Linked DNA regions of Homo sapiens: region 2 is linked to region 1. The links are chromatin loops, found by intact Hi-C in ENCODE. Cell type or tissue: uterus. All regions are shown on one strand.

Evidence for each region. Hi-C counts contacts between places; a loop is a spot of excess contacts. Peaks named below come from ENCODE experiments on the same cell type or tissue, not always from the same donor. Only the 100,000 strongest peaks of a DNase experiment are listed, where the experiment ranks them.
Region 2: a loop joins it to region 1, with 2.6 times the contacts of the local background. A loop is called at or near these places in 7 of 110 quality-filtered maps.

The regions. Positions count from the first base shown.
Region 1 is chr6:11,249,316-11,254,315 of GRCh38, forward strand. It overlaps a transcript of NEDD9 not described here. Among named protein-coding and RNA genes, the nearest start is that of NEDD9, 19 kb to the left of the region's middle. In uterus, no CTCF peak of the experiment used is centred here; DNase peaks (open chromatin) are centred at 870 and 2,556; H3K27ac peaks cover 4,577 bases.
Region 2 is chr6:11,424,207-11,429,206 of GRCh38, forward strand. The region is part of intron 1 of LOC105374928 (a long non-coding RNA gene); the gene reads left to right. It overlaps LOC105374929 (a long non-coding RNA gene), which reads left to right. Exons shown (of 3, transcript XR_926485.3): 2 at 2,387-2,565. Among named protein-coding and RNA genes, the nearest start is that of TMEM170B, 110 kb to the right of the region's middle. In uterus, no CTCF peak of the experiment used is centred here; DNase peaks (open chromatin) are centred at 384 and 2,575; H3K27ac peaks cover 3,064 bases.

The DNA of each region.
Region 1 (5,000 bases):
CTTATTTGTTAGAATTCCTGGGTTGGTTCAGGGCTCTATAAAGTCTGTAGAGACCCAGGTTTCTCCTCTCTTGTGCTTTGAAATCCTCAGTACAAGGTCCAAGGTGGCTCAAATTCTAGACATCACTTCTAAATAACATCTTCCAGCCAGCAGGAAAGAAGAATTAGGTGAAAAAAGTGCCTCCTCCCTGAAAGGTGCTCCTAGAACCTCCATTCTCATCCCATTAGCCAGATCTTGGTCACATGGTCACAGCTAGCTGCAAGGGATGCTGGGAGGTGTAGTCTCTATTCTAGGTGGTCATTTCATGACTAAGGAAGAGGAGAATGGGTATTAGAGGATGACTGCTAGTGTTGGCCACAAGTACCTACTAGGTAAATATGTACAGTAGATGCTCCATAACTGTTTGATAAATGTACATGTGCCAGGTTTTTTCTGCCTGTTTGGATAGACCTCTGCTCATGGTAGGTAGTCATGCTAGGGTACTGGGCAATAGAGTGCATTTCCCTCTTCCTGCCCAGAGGTTATGTTCTGTTGGCTCGCGTGGGCTTCCTTCTGGCTCCTGTGTCTGGATCTGCCCTCCTGGTACACACGTGGTGAGTGTGGAGATCATGGTCAAGGGGCCCAGAGATTCCTGCCACAGGCAGGTCCTTTCCAGCTTTCTCCAGCCCACAGCAGTGCCTGGACCATGGCTGTCTGGGTCCTGAAGTGGGCGGTGAGCTCCCCCACTGCCTGTCACTCCACAGGAACAGATGTGCAAATGGCTGGCTGTGGCCAAAGACACAGTCAGACATCCACCTCAGGAGCACAAGTTCCAGAAAGAGGGAGGGAGAGAGACGTTGAGACTAGAGGAGGAATGAGCCTCTGCTGGTCTTTCTCCCCACTGGCCCTTGTCCTTGGAGGTCAAAGTCAGTGTAAAGTCATAAAATTTTGTGAGATGCTGGCCCTGGGTGAGAGTTAGAGCCCCCATGACAAGCACAGTAGCCAAAACCTAAATCTAATTTGACATACCATGAAAATGAGGCAATTGTATGTTGGCCTTGCTGGAATCCCCATGTCACCCTCCATTAATTTCTTTGTCAAGGTAGTTTCCAAAATCTCTTTTCCTCAGCATCATAAATGCTAAGGGAAAACATCCTCAAGTGTTCTTAACACACAGCAGGGGAGAGAGGCTGCTAACTGCCCAGAATCATGTCCTGAATCTACCGAAGCAGTCTTGCTGCCCGTCCTACGACCAGAGAGTTCTCTGGTGTCCCTTTGCCGGCATACCATTCTCTGCTGACATTCACCCAGTGGGAATCGCTCCTCCCCAGGTCCCCAGGAGACACCTGTAAGCTGAGTCCAGACCTGGCTTTTGAGCTTGACAATGACTGTTCCTTTGGGATAAAGGAGCTGGAAATGTACTGTGGCTTAGGCGCAGAGCCCCACATCCCGTCTCTCATTCCTTTACACTTGGCCACTCCAGGATGTTTCAAAGTTCCCATTTGCAAATCAATTTAACAAGGTCCCAGGCTGAACCACTGATTAACAACATTAAAATGATTCTTTTTACTGACTTCGGGATAAAACTACACACCTGCAAATTCCTTACTACCTTTAATTATGAACTTTGAGCCAATGTTCCATATTTTAATTTCTCTAGGTACTGGGCCTGGATTTTCCACCTTTGAAAATGTCTCCAGAATTTTTCTGCTGTAAGGAGACTTAAAGAGATGATGGGGTATAGGATAAGTGGCTGTTTAATTTGAGCTTTAAAGAAATATAACCTACAATGGAAAGAATACAAAAATGTTGTTGTATAAAAACTGGCTGGCTGTTAGTTCATTCTCTTGACCTTAATTCTCTCAACATGGAAAAGTCAATTCAAATGTAACCAATAGGGTCAACCCCATACTAACATTTCAGGAAAGATAGTGGTTCTAGGAATCAGTAAATGTGTTTTGCTGTCGGGGTGGTGGCTGTTTTGATTAAATCACCTTTGTCTCTTGTCCTCTACTAATGAGATACCTATGGTGGAGACATTTCAGAGAGCTTAATATTAAACAGATAGGGATACTGGAGTCCAGGCTGGTTAGGTGAGGAGCATAAATCCATACTGCAGAGGAAATTGACAACCTCCCCTGTGCAGAAGTTATGTCCTGAGGCATCTTCCTCGGTCACGGTCATGGTTTTCTCTCTCCTCTCTAAGGTGAGCGGGACTCACATCAGGATCTCAGTTTTGGTTGTGAGAAAGCTGAGGCCCACTCATTACCTGTAGGAGTGATTTGCCAAGGCGGCAGGGCAGGTCAGACCCGATTCCAGCTTTCCACGTTCCAGTCCAGTTCCTCCCCCTCACTAGGCTCTTTTCTAGTGACCCACGAAAGCTTCTGGCCTCAGACACAGTGTTCAACCACTTCAGGGATTTAGAATCAGAGCTACAAGAGGAAAACAAAGCAAAACAAGGAGCTGGCAAGGTTTAGCTGGAGAATATTGTCCTTTTTCTGGTGTTTCTAAAAACAAATGACCCTTTGTGCTCTAGCTGCCCTCAGAGCCTTTGACTAATTTCTCTGTGGCTCAGTGCCAGGGATGGCTGAATGCTGGGGATTCTGTGCTGCTTCATGCTTTGGCATGACTCTATGTATGTGTGTGTGGGGGGGGATGGTGAGTGATGGGCAAAATTCTCCCCTCACCTTCTGCTTGCACTTCCCATCAATGCAAAAGCATATCTGGGTGCTTTCGCTCCACCTCAGGGTTGAAGGCTGTGTCGATTCCTGTCACACACAGATTATATTTTGCTGTCCCATGTGAATCAGAGCTTGTGTTAATATCTTCTAGCTGGGCGCTGTAGTGCTCTCTCAGCCAGATCTTCATTTCATGTCTGTCCTGGGGCTCTTAGCTATGCCAGCAGAGCCCTCTGGAGAGCTGACTGGTATTCTCATTTTCTACCAGCCTGAGCATGTCATGAACTTTCTGGCTCACTGGGAGCTGAGAATACAGATGAACATAAAAATTGAGAAGAGTTATTGGAGGGTCTAAGAGGATGCCAGTCAAGCAAAAGAATAGTAGTTTCCTATTGCAATATCGGAACCAGCTCTCACGTCCCGATTTCACAGTAACTCATGTATTATCTCTGCTTATTTTGAATGCTTCAGCAAGATCTATGTTAATAGAATTCTCTATGGCTCTCCATCCTTTAAACAAATTAACACAGCCCACAGCTACCTCCCATGCCTCCTGGAAGCACCCCCTTCCATGGTCAAAGAAACCCTGTAGAGAGCAGAAAGGAGCTGGTAGGAAATAGACATCTTAGGTCCATGTCACTTACACTATTTAGTTATATAGAGCCTTCTGCACAAGCAAAGCATTATTATCCTAATCAAAGTTGAAAATGACAAATAGAGGACAGAAATGAATTCCTAGCCTGCAGTTTCATTTTCCCAGAAAAAAAAAACAACTCTGTCTCTTAAATATAGGGTTTGTTTGTGAGTAAATTGGTTGTATGCCCCAGGGCCTAACTATTCTAAGAAAATACATACTTTACATATTCTAAAAATAAATAAATAAAAATTAGACACAGAAATGGAAGTGATAGGAATGTATTTTTTTTTTCTCCTAAACTTCAAACAAGAAATCATTCTTTTGGGAAAATTGGGCTTGTGCTAGATGTTTTTAATGCTTTCCTGGCAGTTGCCTAAGAACAAAACATTATCTTGTGGGAGAGGAGTAGGGGCACGAGAATGTTTAAATATGTCTTAATGATCTAGGGGTCTTACAAACATCTGAGTCATAAAAAAGTCAGGTCATAGTTTTTTAAGAACATCTAGACAAGGATCAGGGTACGGTCAAAAGAAAACGCTTGGATTTTAGTCCTAACAGGTTCCCATCTCTTTGGCACTTTCATGAATGTGCGCAGTCGTTGAACTTACAACCCATGTTGATAAAAAAGAGAAAGTATCACTTTGCAGGATTGCAAAGGAGGAAAAGATATAATGAAATCAGACAAGGCCTCCCCGCTTGTAGGAATCTGGCCTCCTCCATTGAGGTTGCGGGGAGTAAGTGTACTGTAGCAGTTAATATTTCTGAAGGTAAAATTTGATCGGGGATATGTCTCATTCTTCACTTTTATTTCCTCTTGCTTGAAAAGTCATACATCTCCAGGAAAATTGCTGGAGAATATTTGCCTTTTCTTTCCCTGCACAACCCCGTGCCCCAGGACAAACTCACACCGCATGGGAATGAAAACCTGAACTTTTATGTTAACTTATTTCAAATGTTCAAAACTAGTTTCCACGTTTAAATTTTATGGTGTTTTTTGAAATGTAAAATTTTAAGTGTGGGAAACTATGGTATCATTTTGGAATTTAAATCTTCTGTGGGAACATTATAAAAACTATTACCAAAGTCCATTCCTTCTTCTGGACATCACAGGCAGCAAGACAAATATACTTTAAGTGCATATGTGAATGCAACATCAGGATTCTATAAAAAGAATAAAATAGATCCAGCACCCACCCTCTAAGACAATAATGACTCAGGCAGTGATATTATAGACAGGCAGACAAACAAGGATACAGTGAGAAGGAGTTGCACACGTCTGGTCATTTTGTACTGGTATTTTTTTTTAAATGAATTTTCATTTGGAGCCACCAATTAATATTATGGCATCTTCAAGCTTATGCTAAAAGCATGAAATTACAGATAAAATACACGATGGCCAATTACATTTGAATTTCAGATAAACTATGAGCAACTTTTTAGTAGAAGTACATGCCATGAAATATTTGGGTTATATTTGTGCAAAAATGTATTTGTTGTTTATCTGAAACTTTTCTTTCTTTTTTTTTTCTGAGATGGAGTCTCGCTCTGTCACCCAGGCTGGAGTACAGTGGCATGATCTCAGCTCACTGCAATCTCTGCCTCCTGGGCTCAAGCAATTCTTCTGCCTCAAACTCCTGAGTAGCTGGGATTACAGGTGTGTGCCACCATGCCCGGCTAATTTTTGTATTTTTAGTAGAGATGGGGTT
Region 2 (5,000 bases), 170 kb after region 1:
TAGAGAAACCTATGTGAAAGTCACAGTGCTGTAGTTTATTAGCTGTAAGATCTTGGGTAAGCTGCTCAACGTCTCTGGTTTTCAGGTTTCTCACGTATGAAATGGAGTAATAACATGTATCTTATTGAGGATTAGATGGTGGAAAACTCTCAACTAAGCACAGAACCTGGCTTATAGTAAGCATTCAAAAAAGGGTGGTTACTTGAAAAAATACAGTACTTTTTTAGTGACTCCTCACCTGGAAAGTTAAAACTCAGAATCCTCTCTTCAACTGTGAAGTTTAAACCTCAGGGTCGAGTCACATTCCTTCACCAGTCATGGGCAGTGACCTGGGCATAGCCCTGGTTTCCTGAGTCTCCAGGGCAGCAGGAAATTCCCAGCAAATCTAAACAGTCTTCAAGAATACCTTGTTCCACACACCGGGGCCACAGGCTTGCTTTATATCACAGCCCAGTGGGGACAACTTCGGAGAAGGAAGACGCACTCATGATACCCCACAGCATGGAGCTTTCAACAAACAGATGGAAAAATATTGGTTCAGCCCCTTCTAGCTGGAGATTGTTAGATTGGTTTTGCTGAATGGTGCTTTTCCCTTATTTGGACAGGTTGGGAAGTTGGGGACCTGGGGTTGCATTCCTGCACCCCACATTCCCAGCTCCTTTCCACCCTTGGTGTTGAAATAGGAGATTTGGAATGGCAACAGCTCACTCACCCTGCTCAGTCCCTGTGCTTCTGAAAGACAGATGTTCTTGGCTGGGCACAGTGGCTCATTCCTGTAGTCCCAGCACTTTGGGAGGCAGAGGTGGGTGGATCATGAGGTCAGGAGTTCGAGACCAGCCTGGCCAACCTAGTGAAACCCCATCTCTACTAAAAATACAAAAAACAGCTGGACATCTTGGTGGGCACCTGTAGTCCCAGCTGCTTGGGAGGCTGAGGCAGGAGAATCACTTGAGCCTGGGAGGCGGAGGTTGCAGTGAGCCGAGATCGCGCCATTGCACTCCAGCCTGGGTGACAGAGCAAGATTTCATCTCTAAATAAATAAATTAATAAAAAGATAGATGTTCTTGCTTCTCCTCCTCAGGCTTTCTGGAGGAAGCACACTTCTGAAAGCAAATAAGTACTAAATGTAGAATCTTACTAGTTCCTTAGAGCACACAAGGAATATTTTAGCAATACTTTTAAATAAATGGCATTTTACAAATGCAACACTAAACTGATAAGCATTCCTCACACCTCAAGAAGTGGGTATATGTTGCAGCGCTTCAAATGAGTCAGCGATATAATGTCACAAATTAGGCAAAGATATGAAAGCCTCTTTTAAATTGCGCTTTCATACATGTGAGATATTGTCGTCATTACTCATACTCAATGCTATATTTTTCAGATTAAGGAAAGGGAGGCAAAGGTATTTCAGAGGCAGGGTGGGCAAACAATGATTTCTATTCAAACACATGTGCACGCACAGTGTTTACAAGGCTCTCATGCACTAACTTCTCCCCTCTGGACAGAGAGTGGTCATGTGGGAGCCCTGACCCCACATAAACTGTGTCCATTCCTAGCTCTGGCCTTTGCTGACCCTCCACTCAGGAATGCTAGGAATGCCCTCCCTCTCCTTCCCTGTCCCCAGGCTCTCCATCTACCCAAATCCTGCTCAATCATTTGGACCCCCATCTTAGCACTTGGAGAATCCTTCCCTAAGCATTTCAGTGACCTACCTTCTCCTTACTCAAAACTTCTGTGACATGTTTGTGCTATCCTGTTTTTATAATTGGAAGTTTGTTTCTGTAACCAATTCCCTTCACCCCACTCCCCTCATTGCCTCCCCACCACAGACCCTAACAAGGTAGAGGGTATGTGTAATTCTTGCACAAAAAGGTTACAAATTCTTGTATCCCCTTTTTCTCTAATGGGAAGAAAGAATCTGAAATGCCCCTCTGGAAAGTGATGTACCCAGCAGACAGAAAAGCAGCCTTCAAAAGCTTCTGTAGGGCTTCGTGTTGCTATCTATGGTTCCATGGTCCTGACTGATCCTGAGTGTCCTAACCATGGGTTTTGGGTCCAGAGGACAGCCTGGAGTCCACTGGAGGGTGAGCAGAATTGTGGGGTGAGGAGGAATGTGGGGCAAGTGACACTGACACCTTTCAGTACATTAATGTGTAAAGCATGAATTCTGTAGAAGAGAATTACACTGTATTAGCATGGAATAGATTATGCTGTATTAAGAAAATGTGCCTATTTCTTGACACTGAAACAGATCACATGATCTCCAAAAGTAATGCTAGTTTTTGTAATGGGTGTGTGGGGAGTGTGTGTGTGTGTGTGCGCATGCACACATGCATTTGAATCCAGTTATCTGTGAGATAATAAACAAGTCTCTCTTCTGCAGCTCATGGTAGGGAGAACCCCCACAAGGAGACTGCACTTCAAAGTCCCTCCTGGATCCCATTCAGATCCAAAACTGAGCACCTGCTCTGTGCCAAGAAATGCTCTATGGAAATGAATCAGTTCCCACCATCCAGGAGGTCACAGCCTGCTCAGATGCAAAAGAACTCCATGCAGGCTAAGGTGCAGGGACACACAGCCTGGGGAGGCGTGGGGTGGGGGCTGATAGTTCCAACTTAGATGAAAAAGAAGGTTGCAACATTGATACGAAAGCTAGCTGTAGAAAAAATTCCTTCTCCTGGAGTGTGAACAATTTCTTGTAACTATTTTATTGAGAAATCTAATCTCATGAGGGTTTTTGTTTTTTGTAGCTCTCCTGACTAACTTGGTTTTTTGGTGTGTTTTTTTGTTTTTGTTTTTTACTATCTTTGAGATTATTGAGTTTAGCTGAAAATCCACAAAGACACCAAGGAAAGATCAGCTCTCCACATACACAGGGCCTGCTTGGGAGAACGCTGGTGTAGTCCAGGCCCCACATCACTTCTTCTCTTCCTCAAACTCTCTCAGTGCTCAGAAACCCCTAAACACACATACACATGCTCTCACATATACACATCACACACACTCCCCCACACCCCCATATACACCCCCAACACCACATGTGCACACACTCACATCACACATGTGCATACACACTCCACACACACACGCACTACACACACCCACACCACACACACACAGCCCTCACACCCCATACATACACTCCCGAAAACCACACATACACACATCACACATACACATACTCCCTCGACACAAACACCACATACACACACACCCCTCACACCCCATACATACACTCCCCAACACCACACATACACGCTCACATCACACATGCGCATACACACTCCACACACACAAACACACCATACACACCCACACCACGTACACACACACACCCGCTTCATGCCTGCTACATATACTCCCCAACACCACATGTACATACACACACTGACATACATCATACATACACATACACACTCCCTCTTACACACAAACAGACCACACACACACCCGTACACCACATACACACACACACAGTACACATCATACATACACACCCTTTGTGCTGTGAGGCCCCACAGTGCGAAGGCTGGTGCGTACCAGGCCCCTTGCAGTCTTCCTTCCCATGGCATGACTGCAAGGAGAGGGGAGATGGGGTGCTGGGTCTCCCGCCTCAGACCATTTTCAGCAAGAGCAGCCTCCTGGGGCTCTGAGACCTATCCCCCTTCCTAGTCATATCTTTATATCAAAATTAGCTGTAAACATAACAGTCCTATGACTCACTTGGAATACTACATAGGAAGTCAGGTTTTTGAACAATTTTCCCTTTTTCTAAAGGTTAAAATCAAGGCAGGAAATGCGGAGCATCACAGTACCAAGCCCGTGGGAATGGGGCCCACCCGGGTCCCTGTGCTCAGTCCGGCTCTCTCTGTAGTTCTCCCTGGCCACACCTCTCTGTTTACTCATAATTCTCTTTTCCTAACTACGTGGTGAAGTGGCGTCGGAAGTGATTTCAGATGCCTCCCTCCAGTATGCATTCTCCTGCCCAGTCTACCCTAGTCCACCTTTCTCAGGCTTTGCCCCACAGTTGGCCTCTTGCACTCTAGCCACTCTCTCTCTCGAAAATGCCCTGGGTCTCCCAATCTCCTGGCTGGACTCATCTGAACCCCCTTACCTGAAGAAGTAACCCCTTTCCCTTCCACACTTCCCTAGCTGCATCCAGTCCTACTCCCTCCTGAAAGCATTGCTAAAATCCTGCCTCCTTTATGAAGCCTCCCCCAGTCACCTAGCTTGGAGTATCACTTCTCAGCCTGGAAAGGCTTTACTGTCGTCCTGGGTGTTAATTTCATTTGTTTATTTGACAAATATTTGTTGAACACTTAGAAGGTACTAAAGACACCATGTTAGATGTGGGAGATACAGTGCTAACAGCAACACCATGAACAAGCTTCCTGTCCTATGATGAGTCCCCAGGCTGGCTGCAGGTTCTTTGTAGGGTAAAACTGGGTCTAAGAGCTCTTTGCACCTCTCAGAAGATACTAAGAATTCAATGAGATTTACTGGACCGATTAACTAACAAATGAATACATTCTTTTTTAACACAATGCCATGCAGAGTTTGAAACAACACTGTCAGTAACCCCTCTAAGTAACTAAGGCTGAATATGGAATGAATAGGAAAACATTTAGTCCTTGTTTTAAATATCAAGTGATTGTTTTCTGCATCAAATTTAGAATTCCGGTTTTGCCAAACACATCTCAGAGAAACAGGCTGGCCCCTGAGCCAGACAGCAGTTGTAAACATCTCTTCTTCCTGTTTAGAGACAGTACTGAATTCCAGAGCTGGACCTGTGAAATACCAGCGCTCCTCTCCCTCTAGGGCTTAGAAACGAATCCCTGAGGGTGTTTGTGTGTTTAGACTTCAGTGATGCCCAGTGCTGGTTGAGTGGTTAGCTCACCACACAAACCACCAGGAAAGGGGTTCAAAACAAGACAGATGGGACTTAGAGCAAAGGGAACACAATTACTCAACGGTCCAGAATCTCAATCCTAGAAGCC